Regions from separate parts of the Mus musculus genome. Here region 2 is linked to region 1. A link is a loop called in an ENCODE intact Hi-C map of the cell type or tissue named here. Cell type or tissue: gastrocnemius. All regions are shown on one strand. Each heading gives the region's core, and the rest is flanking DNA. Links, peaks and the distances in the headings are about the cores only.

Evidence for each region. A loop is a pair of places that touch in the nucleus more often than their neighbours do. Peaks named below come from ENCODE experiments on the same cell type or tissue, not always from the same donor. Only the 100,000 strongest peaks of a DNase experiment are listed, where the experiment ranks them.
Region 2: a loop joins it to region 1, with 2.3 times the contacts of the local background. A loop is called at or near these places in 2 of 42 quality-filtered maps.

Annotation. Positions count from the first base shown.
Region 1 is chr2:77,453,685-77,459,067 of GRCm38, forward strand. The region is part of intron 5 of Zfp385b (zinc finger protein 385B); the gene reads right to left. Among named protein-coding and RNA genes, the nearest start is that of Gm13944, 6.3 kb to the right of the region's middle. In gastrocnemius, for the core only: a CTCF peak has its summit at 3,097 (motif pointing right); a DNase peak (open chromatin) is centred at 3,115; H3K4me3 peaks cover 182 bases; H3K27ac peaks cover 817 bases.
Region 2 is chr2:77,524,457-77,529,839 of GRCm38, forward strand. The region is part of intron 3 of Zfp385b (zinc finger protein 385B); the gene reads right to left. Among named protein-coding and RNA genes, the nearest start is that of Gm13944, 65 kb to the left of the region's middle. In gastrocnemius, for the core only: no CTCF peak of the experiment used is centred there; no DNase peak of the experiment used is centred there; H3K4me3 peaks cover 792 bases; H3K27ac peaks cover 2,032 bases.

The DNA.
Region 1 (5,383 bases), core at 273-5,272:
TGCTGCTGAAATTTCTACAAATAGAAAACAGCTGCATAATTCTGGGTAAAGGGTAATACTTTAGGTCAAATCCTTTTAACGAATAGCTAAGAAAGCCCTAAAGTCCCACTTTGGAGTTGTATACCTCTAGAAGGTACTAAGATACCTCCAACTTTTTTTTATTTTTATTTATTTATTTATTTTATTTTGAGCAAGGCTCAGGTAGTTAAGGGTAGTCTTTAACTCACTGTGCAGCAGAGGCTGGCCTTGAATTCCTGACCCTCCAGCCTCCACTTCAAATGCTAGGATTACAGGCACATGATACCATGCAAAGTTCCAAGGACACTTTTCAGGGCCTCTTCTTTTCAAGTGCACTGAGTAGTTGAGGGTTATTTACTACCCTTTTGGCTCAAGAACAGGGTTCTCTAAATATAACTTTCAAGTACAAGACGAACAGGATGATTTCCTCATTACCATTTCCTGGCATCAGGGCGGAAAGTTAACAGCATCAGTTAGCCCTCGAGATAAAGATACAGCTATGTGATACCTTACTGCACGTGGCAAGATAGAAAGGGCTCTCCACAATGCAACCCGTTTCCCCTGAGTTTGGGGTGTGTAAAAGCCAGCAGTGAGGATCATTGGCTCCCTCGGACTGGCATTTAGGGCAAGTGAAGCTGCCCGTTGTGGAGCAGAGGTGCCCTCACTTGGCACACCTCTACTTTCTCCTGGTGTTCTCGGTGACTGACACTTTGCTATCCTCGGTACTTTATCTGACGCAGTGTCAACAGCTTTTGCTTCCTGGGCAAACCTTCAAGTGAAAGTGAGACGCTGTTAAATAGCAACAGCACTGACCCCACTTCATTAGCAAGGAAGCACCTTAATTGAGGAGTGAGAGAGGCAAGAAGGAGAGCCAGCAAACTCATGGCACCAGGCAGTCAACTGCCACAATCAAATGCCATCAACAATGGGCTTGTTTGGCCAGCCTGACTTTCCTTACAGCCCAGTGACTGAGCAGCAGGAGATAGCTGTCTACTGCAAGTGGCTTCAAGAGAGCTGTTGCAATCCCCCTGGCACTGACCAGTGCTTGGGTGTGTGTGTGTGGCTTAGCAGTAAGGCACACGCCTCATTGCACAGGGCCCAGGGTTTGAGCCTGAGCAGTCAAAAAGGAGAAGGAAGAAGAAAGTCCCATATGAAGAAGTGGCAAGAAAGAAAGGGTTACTGGAATGACCACCCTGACCTCCACCTAGGAACTGACGGGAATATAACCTCATATTTTAGGAGTCACTTCTATAGTTCCCAGAATACCCACTATCCATTGGCAAAATAGGTTTCACAGGAAATGACATCCAGAGATACATTTTTTCACCCATTAATTCCCTTTTGTGCCAAGTCCCATTGATTTCCCAAATCCTCAACATTTCTCAGAAACTCAAAAAGATAATGAATTAGACAAGGTTTGGACTTAAAACTAAAAATGTAATGAACTCTTCCCAGTGGGACATTCTACAATCTACTGTGCGGTCCCCTCCGGTGTCTCCTGAGTTCTAATTCCTGCCTCAGAGAGGCAGATCTGCAAGCTCCAGTCACAATGTAAAATTGTGTTCAGTGTATACGGAAAGGCAGATTCACGGAGCGCTAGGCAAGTGCCCAGCTCTCTATAGAGAACTGATCTTTTCGTGTCTAAAGCAATGAGTAAAACTATTTCCTCCGTTAAAGAAAATACACCATGGCATCTCTTTCTCTACTGCCTTAGGTGTCAATGCGGTCAGCAATGTCATGAGGGAAGTGGCAATGGTTAGTTAACATCAGACAAGATGGGCTCTGCACATGGTGGTATGGCTGTAGAGAGTGGTCAGTTAATTTAAACAACAACATATTCTAAATAAAGATCTAACTACTAAAATACTAAGAAAAACATATGCCAAATCAACCATAAATAAATAAACTAGTAAACTTGATTGTTCTAAAAGCAATTTGTCTCATGCCATGTGTTGGACAGCATGATATTTTTAGAAATAAAGACAACCCCCTTTCACCTGGACACCCACTGAAGATCAGGAGGTAGAAGAAAAGAAATTCAAACCACAATCCAAAGTTCAAGGAAAAAGATGACCCGAAGCAAGAGGGGGAAAGATATCAAGGATGTAGCAACTGAGAACTAAAGGAATCAGTGAATAGAAAAAAAAAATTCTCCAGATTGTAGAGGACTGGGGAACCTCCTCAGAAGAGGGAGCAGAGGTTGGGCGCTGCTTCTGGGGCGGGCTCTGAGGTGGCAGTGCCCAGTGGGAGACCCTCTGGGGTAAAAGGAACAGCATGCGCTGGACGGTACATCCTTTGAGCTACAGTGTTCCCTGGCATAGATACTTGTAGCTTCTCTAGAACACACGGATACAGAGAAGACAGCAGAGGAATGCCCCTGAACTGTTACCTTAGAAATTATGTCCCTTGTAAAACGGAAGCCATCGTCGGGCTTTTCAATTGCACGTCAAATGCACTATCAGTAAGCACTTGGAGTAGGAAGTTACTGTGTCATTAGATGTGGCTTTTACATTACAGATCCTATTCTGTGTGCTAAACTATAATCTTGTATCACAGCCAAGGCACTAAGATAATTATCTGAGATAAAATAATAATGACACTTTGAAATCTATGAACATGTTAAGAAACAAATTAAAAATTACTGAGTAGAAGCTAAATAATTTCTTGAATCTCTGCCTCTTATTTTTTTCTCACAAAACTCTTTTTACTAGCAAAAACCCTTTTGTATGTATTTTTGAACTGATTAAGATTTGACACTCCCAGAGACAGGGCCACATTATGAGAAGCGGAAGATGTACTCAAGAGAAAGGTTTACTCAATCCAAAGACGGCTAGTGAACCTTTCTTCTGATATTGGCCATATTACAGTCTGCAATACCAATAATGATGTATAAACTGTCTTTGGTATTTACCTCACTCACTCAGTCCTTACTTATGGGAATTTGTTGAAAACAAAAAAAGTTCAGACAGAATTATGACCATTAGCATAAAGAGAGTTAGTGTTTTTGCTAATTTCTAAAATCTAACCAGTGAAACAGTTGTGGTCTCTATGGTCCAACTAGTTCCTTGATATTGTGTAACTCCAGGGGGCGCCACTCACATACAGTTCACCATGGATGCTATCCTCCAGGCCACATGTAGCAGACCAGTAACCTGCGTAAGGCATTCTACATGCATTGTCTGTAGAGTGCAGAAAACACCCTGCGAACTCCAAAGCTTTCTGTATCACTAAAAGGAAAAGCAGTGGCTCTCAGGAGGGACACGATGTGCACTCTAGCCTGTTAATTCTCTTTGGGCCCAATTTAAATTCCATCAAATCTTAGAGACAGTAAATTCTTGGGTCACAGCTGCTTCTGTTTGATACCCCAGCTTTACACAGACATCTTCACTTTGTACATTTTAGTGGAGGCAAATTAATCCATTTCTTAAAAAAAAAAGCTGAGATCTTTAGTGCAGTTCAAAGTAATTTTTCAAATATATCCTATTAGTCATCTGTGAGCCTTGATGCCTATGTTTCTGCTTGGCCTAAGAAACTGCACATGAGCACACTGTTGGCCTATAGGTGACCTACAGAAGGGCACCACAGCTTGAGTTAATAATCAGCTGAGATGTGGTGCAGAGACAGGATTGTGCCCTTAAAGAACAAGCAGGGTGGTTTCCCACAGTTTCAAGTGAACAAACTCAGCCATTTCCCTTCACTTCAGACTTCACTTGAGTGGTCTGAAGGTAGATTATTAATTTTAGAGGATTCCCAGGAATCTTAGCTTTTTTCCTTAGGGATCCAACTGCACACCGAGTTACCAACTTAGGGTTGATAAGGGCAAGATAAGAGACACAGTTATTTGAAAGTGCCAGTACTAACTGTGATCTGATTGTGAGCCCTTTTATTTGGGGAGTTCTGTTTTCTCGCTTGCCTAGCTCTTTGATATTTCATTTCAAATTAGGTCATAATTAAAACTTATGTCCATTAAAAAACAACAACAATAGGTTTTTGCTAAGGTAAAGATCAATCCAGATGACTCCTATCTAAATTCTGTTTGTAAACAATGAAAATCATAGAGATTGCATTTTGAAGGACATTGTCTTTTTACCAGTCAAGTGGCAGCACACTTATGTGAATTCTTCAGTACAGGTCTTCAGCATCAGCGCTCTGATAAAGGTCATTACAATTTACATAGGGAGTTTCAAGTGGCTGGGATGCTTATTCTTAAAAAAACAAACAAAAACAAAAGACAATTCGAGTGTTTACTCTGTATTTTGCACTGCAGTGTGGTAATTTTTGAGGGATGCTTATGCTGTCTTCTGTGTTGAGGGTCAGCACCTGAACACAGTAAGCCAACACCTCATGCATAAGTGAATTCCTAAAAAAAAAAAATGTCCAACAGTTTAACTGGGGGGGGGGGCGGGGGGGGGGAGATGAAGCAATAAACCCTGGCGGGGTGCACTCTACCACGCTCAAATCAAAGGGAAATGGCTGATTAACTCCCCAGAGAGTGCACCTAATAAGCTATACACTCTAAATGACGCTATCCAGCTCAGGAAGGCAAGTGCTTTGTACACTGACATGACTAACATATAAAGTGATTAAAAAAATACCCAATTTTCTTTAAAATTAATACATATAGGAATTAAACCCCTTAGAACGTTTTTGTGAATCAAACGTTCTTATTTTAATTTAAAATTTTTATTTAATTTATGTTAATATTAAAGATTTGTCAATGATTACACAATATCCTTTGAATTTTTTATTTTGGGATTTTCCCCAGAGTATTTAAAATGGAAGTGATCCATTTTCCTCAAATTAATTTCACATTTTATATAAGCCTGTTAGTTACTTCTCTGGTACGGTGACATAGAAGGGCATCTCTGACTCTGAGGTGACTCCAGTTTCACTGGCTCTGCAGGTGTATTTACAAGGAAGAACCACGAGCTTTCAGTGGGGCGCTGTGACCGCTCACCTAACTGATCCAAACCATCTGAACGGTCTCTTAGACTAGGCTCTCAGACTCTCACACATTTACAGTGAACTGGTCCAAGAAAGCATTGCACTTGTTTCTGTTTCCATATTAAAGACATCGACACAAATGACACCAATTACATCTAAAATGAGAACTTGTATTATGTCTCCTTATGTACGTTCCATGAATCATAGCCTTAGTGTTGGCTGTAGTGGCAGGGCAACTCAGTGGGCAGTGCTCAGGGAACCAGTTGAAACATGGCTGTACCAGTATTTCATATGCTGACACATTAGTTATCTATCATTCATCATTTGAGACTCTGTTCAACAGTTACTGAAACAATCATATTTCAGAGTGGAAGATTGAGGCCTAGGCCCCGGCATAATGTTATAAGTCAGATGAAATAAG
Region 2 (5,383 bases), core at 275-5,274, 71 kb after region 1:
AAGTTCTTAGGAAGTCAGTAACATTCAAACATGGTATTTCATTATCATAGTTGTGATGCCACACAATTGGGAACAAAATCATCTTGGGCATATGTAAGACATGGCAATTGCTCAATCTACCAAATACATTGTGTTTATCTCCATTTATAGGCATGTAAATATCTCAGCCCATAGATGGGCTAATTTAAAGGACCCACTGACCTATATGTACATTTGACAAACTAGGAACAGAAGGGTCCCATTTAGAGTGATCACAAGACACAGAAATGCATTATCTATAAAGTTTAGGATAAAGCTTTATCCTAAACTTCAAAGAGGTCAACTTATTTGTCTGTTTGTTTATCTGAGACGGGATCGCAACCATTCCAGGCTGGTCTTGAACTCACTATGTAGCTGAAGACCTTGCATTTCTGATCCCCCTGCTTCTGCTTCCACATTTTAAGCAATAAGACTATAGGTGTGCAGTATCACACTTACTACATGTGTGCTGGCGGTGTGCAGCATCACACTTACTACATGTGTGCTGTAGGTGTGCACCATCACACTTACTACATGTGTGCTGTAGGTGTGCAGCATCACACTTACTACATGTGTGCTGTAGGTGTGCACCATCACACTTACTACATGTGTGCTGTAGGTGTGCAGCATCACACTTACTACATGTGTGCTGTAGGTGTGCAGCATCACACTTACTACATGTGTGCGGGGGTGAAACCCAGGGCTTTGGTAGTAGCAGGAAAACACTCTACCAACTAGGGTATATCCTTGGCCCTGACAAGTCTTTGTCCTCTCTCTCTCTCTCTCTCTCTCTGTGTGTGTGTGTGTGTGTGCGCGCGCGCGCGCGAGCACGCGCATGTGCGTGTGTTATATGTGGAGGGCAGAGCTCCACATTAGGTGTCTTTTTCAATTGCTCTCCACAATTGGTTTTTTGTTTATTTTTGAGAAAGGGTCTCTCACTGTCCCCAGAGTGCTATGATTTGGCTTAGACTGGCTAGCCAGGCAGCCTCAGGAATTCTCCTGTCTCTGCTTCTTTAGAGTTGGAATTTCAGGTATATACTATCAGGTAAAACTTTTTATTTGGGTGCCAAGTAATCAAAATTCTCCTTCCCGGCAGAACCATCTCTCAATGTCATTCCCCACTAATGTATTTTTAAGAACAAGTAACGCTCGATGAGTTTGTTATTCATCTCCACATATTTGTATATCAAGGGCTTTTACATAAGCATTTCGTGTGAGTCTCCTCTCACTGGAGGTCTAAAAATTTTATCATTTGTACCATCCATAGGCTGTGAGAAAAATGACGCGTAAGATGTCACTCATTACTAAATGTGCATATTTCCTCTCAAATATTCTCAAGGTGTGTTTTCCTCATTAATGCCAAATAAAGGTCAGACACTTTGGATCATGTGGGAAATCACAAGGAAAATCTAAATCAAATCCCAAGCCACACAGTGCCTTTAATATCACTGTGAAAATGCACTGTGAAGCCTGAGGTGATAAGATAGCATATCTTAAAATGACTTGAAACCAAAAATGGATTTGTGAGCAGTCTCAGCTCACTAAGAATGTTTCTTGACCGGTTAGAACATGAGGACACAGGCCTCACCTTAACATCCAAACCAGGGCAATTTCTTCACAATATTGACTTAGGGTGTTTATGAAGAAAGGTCACTATTAGAATATAATGCCAGGACAGAATTCTAGCAAGACTGGTTGTTCTAACCCTTGGAGAAGTCCCTCTGGTTATCCCTTCATTTTGAAGAGATTAATGAGTTGTCTTAATTGGGAAGGAAAGAAGGAAGGAAGGAAGGAAGGAAGGAAGGAAGGAAGGAAGGAAGGAAGGAGTCAACTTGGTGAGCACGTTCATGGGTGCAACATGACCCCTGTGTAATAAATCTTTCTAGAAGCAGGTCATCTTTTCCAGATGGGCCCTGTCTTCACTTTTCTCATGTGGGACTTGGCAGATGGGACGTTCTGAATCTGAGAGGCCACCTCTCTGCTGACAACTGCTTTATATAGCCATCAGCGGTGAACTCTTACTGGGGCACGTAGGGGATCAGAACTGTTGAGTCATGTCTGGCCAAGAGAGTCTGTCATCTCTCAGTCCTCTGCCCACCAGTCCATCCCAGCAGCAATGCACCACACTGTTGCAAGACAGCCAGACTTCCAGCCCGAGAGAAGGCAAGACTGGCTGTCAGTACCATACTGGTTTAAGGAGGTATTTTGTGCAGAGATCACAAGGAAGAACAATCTTTGCATTTCTGTCTGTGATCTCTTGTGTACAGATCTGGAGCTTGGGAAGAAGCAGGAAGGAATGGATGGCTTTTTACCACCCTGAAATAGCTGTACAGCAAGACCAATTTAGTGGTTTGCTTCCATCACTTACTACTCATAGGTCTGTGGAAGATCCCTTACCTGAAACAACTGCCTTCTCATGTTTGGATAGGGGATGACACTGTGGTTCTCATTAGTTGCATAGCTCTGTGCTTGGTACAGAGTACCGCCTATGGCAGATGCTATTCTGTTTGCTTCCACGATGCTAAGGGCCCAGGTTATCAAAGCCCCAGTTTAGAAAGGGCCCCAACATCGTCCGTGCATTCCAGTTTCCCTGGCTTTATCTCTGTTTTGGTTTAATGCCAGGATTCTTGATTTGGGATTCATGGAATCTCCCTCTCTAGGAACTAGCTACAAATATTTGCAGTCATGCTTGTTTTTCAGAGAGAGAGAGAGAGAGAAATCAGATTAAATCAACTCACAAAGACTGTAATTCAAAGAGATTAAAAAAATACTTATATGTTTCTGAAGAGTTACAGGCAAACTCAGTATATTTTTGTAAATCAGATCTGATTTTTAATTTACCAGAAAAGCCCATGAGTACAGGAAGTCTACAATGGATCTTTCTGTAGGCAACGACTTATATTGTAACTGCGTATTTAATCCAGACTATTTCAGTACTGTACAAAAGATTCAGATCTTCACATATCAAGTTTAATCAAAATAAAGTGCATGGTGATATTGCATGCATAGTAGCTAGTCCGTGCATAATTTCCAAGAGAGATTGAGGGGGGGAGTCATGGTCAAGTTGAATGGGAAGGGAAAGGAAGAGCTGTATGCGATTCTTGCTCAATCAGTGAGAGTCCTAATTATCCCACATCCAGACACTGTCTAAATGAAGAAATAGAGGTTCTGAAAGGCCATGTGATTCGCCCAAGGTCATCACGTAGTTACGGACAATGAGGAATCGCAGCTGTGAAAACCATGCTGGTGATTATGAAGATGATGACAGGGCAGTGATCTACGGAGCAGTCACTTGAGCTAAGCCTCTTAAAGACTTAACCTCTCTACTTGAGCTACAACCACGCAGCAAGATTTTATTACCTCTACTCAGCAGATAAAACACTGTGCCCAGGGCTCTAGGGTCAGAAAGTGGACAACTCAGAAAGCAAACCAACTCAGAACTCTGCCTTGCCTTGCAAGGCTGCTTTTAAACACTGCTTGAAACTGCTTCCCAGGACACAACAGGGCTGAGGCACACAATCTTGAAATACAAGTAGTTAAAAGGCTGTGTAGGAAGGATGTATCTGCAGTCTTTAAGGTTTATTTACATAATTGGATGGAGTTTTAAACAATATCCACATCATGTACAATCTTTGTGGACATGCCCCTCCTAGTCTCCAGGCCAGGTGCATCAACCACATGAAATCTGTGTTCTCCCTTACCAGCCCTCTTTCTGGGACTCCATAAGCATTATGCACCGATGGCCTTGAAACTGTTTCTGATGCCAGCTTAGGACTGCTTTCCAGATCTGTCCCTGAGGCAGACAGACAAGGTGACTGTTTTCAGGAACTGTAGACGAAGCTTGGAGGCGGGACTGTCTCTGGCATAGATCACGGAGCAGGACAGGACACAGGTCAGCTTTCATGCTTTGGCACAGAATGACAAAGGATCTTGGGATTCTAAAATGATACTTGGCTGTCTGTGGTTCTAAAAATCAAGAACGGAGGATGAGAAGAATCACACAGAGGAAAAGTACGATCAGCAGAGCATGGTGAGGCAGTGACTCTTGAGCTGTCACTGAAGCAGAGCATGGTAAGGCAGTGGCTCTTGGGCTGTCACTGAAGCAGAGCATGGTAAGGCAGTGGCTCTTGGGCTGTCACTGAAGCAGAGCATGGTGAGGCAGTGGTACAACTTGGGCTGTTACTGAATGGACAAGAGCAAAGTTTGGGTGTGAGAAAGAAAAAGTACACAGAGGTAAGGATCAACTTTTAGGGAAAGTCAATTTCCGATCTTTGGTCTGAGCAGCCCTCCAAGTTAGGGACTCCGGCTTCCACCTTTCAGATATGATGCACGGAGTGTGGGAGTCAAATTGGATATAGTAGACTGTGCTCAGCCTGCTCCTTCATGCTGTTCTGCCTTTTCAATGTAGCAGGACAGACTCATGCCAACTACGAATAAACAAGACTCCTGAGGGGGGTTCTCATCTATAACCCATTACTCAAAAATAATGGTCATATAAAAGCTATTAGTCATCATACATGTTCCTGGAATAGTCGTTACATTACAAACTATCTGAGTTTCTAAAATTATATTTGATTTTCAGGTATCTTGAGTATTACTGCAAGAATTCACACTTGTAATTATTTCAAGATCATGTTCTCAACTATTTGAAGTTAGCTTATTAATGTTGAACCTCCAAAGGTTTAAAAGAAATGTTACTTAGGCTGCTAATTCATAATCTCCAAAATGTATCTTCTCAAACTTTACATGTGATGCCATACTAAGTTGTACCAGCATTTAAGCTTTATCACCACATCTGAATTCTAGTCTTCTCTTAATCTCCAATATTGATATTGGAAGCAAAAACAAATAAATACAATTAAAAATTAAGTAATAGCATTTAGGATTGGATCAAAGTAACTATAATTTAAATTTCGTTTTGCCAGGCTAAACAACTGCTAAGCTAGTAGCTACCAGGAAGAAAGACAAAGATTAAACCCAGAAGTACTCAAGAATGAGATTTTTTTGGAGAAACTTTTCAAAAGCTAAGTCTATTATTTTCCTCAATCAGACATGTCACATATGACACAGTTAGGTTTTACTTTTAAATTGAAAACTTAATAACTTCTGAACCATTTCGAAGTTGTCTGCTGTGAAGTTTTTAAGTTAAAAAAATATAAATCAATATACCTGAGGGGGGAAAAAACCCAAACCGGATGGGAACACTTTCAAGGGCATCATTAATATTTCAAGCCAGCACGGAGGAAGAAAATAAGGCTGCACTCAGCAATGCCAAGGTTCCTCAGATCTACTGCCTCTGTGGCTATGGAAAACTCTTAATTTCTTTACATTTCAGTTCCTTCACGGACAGAAGAAATAGAATCAA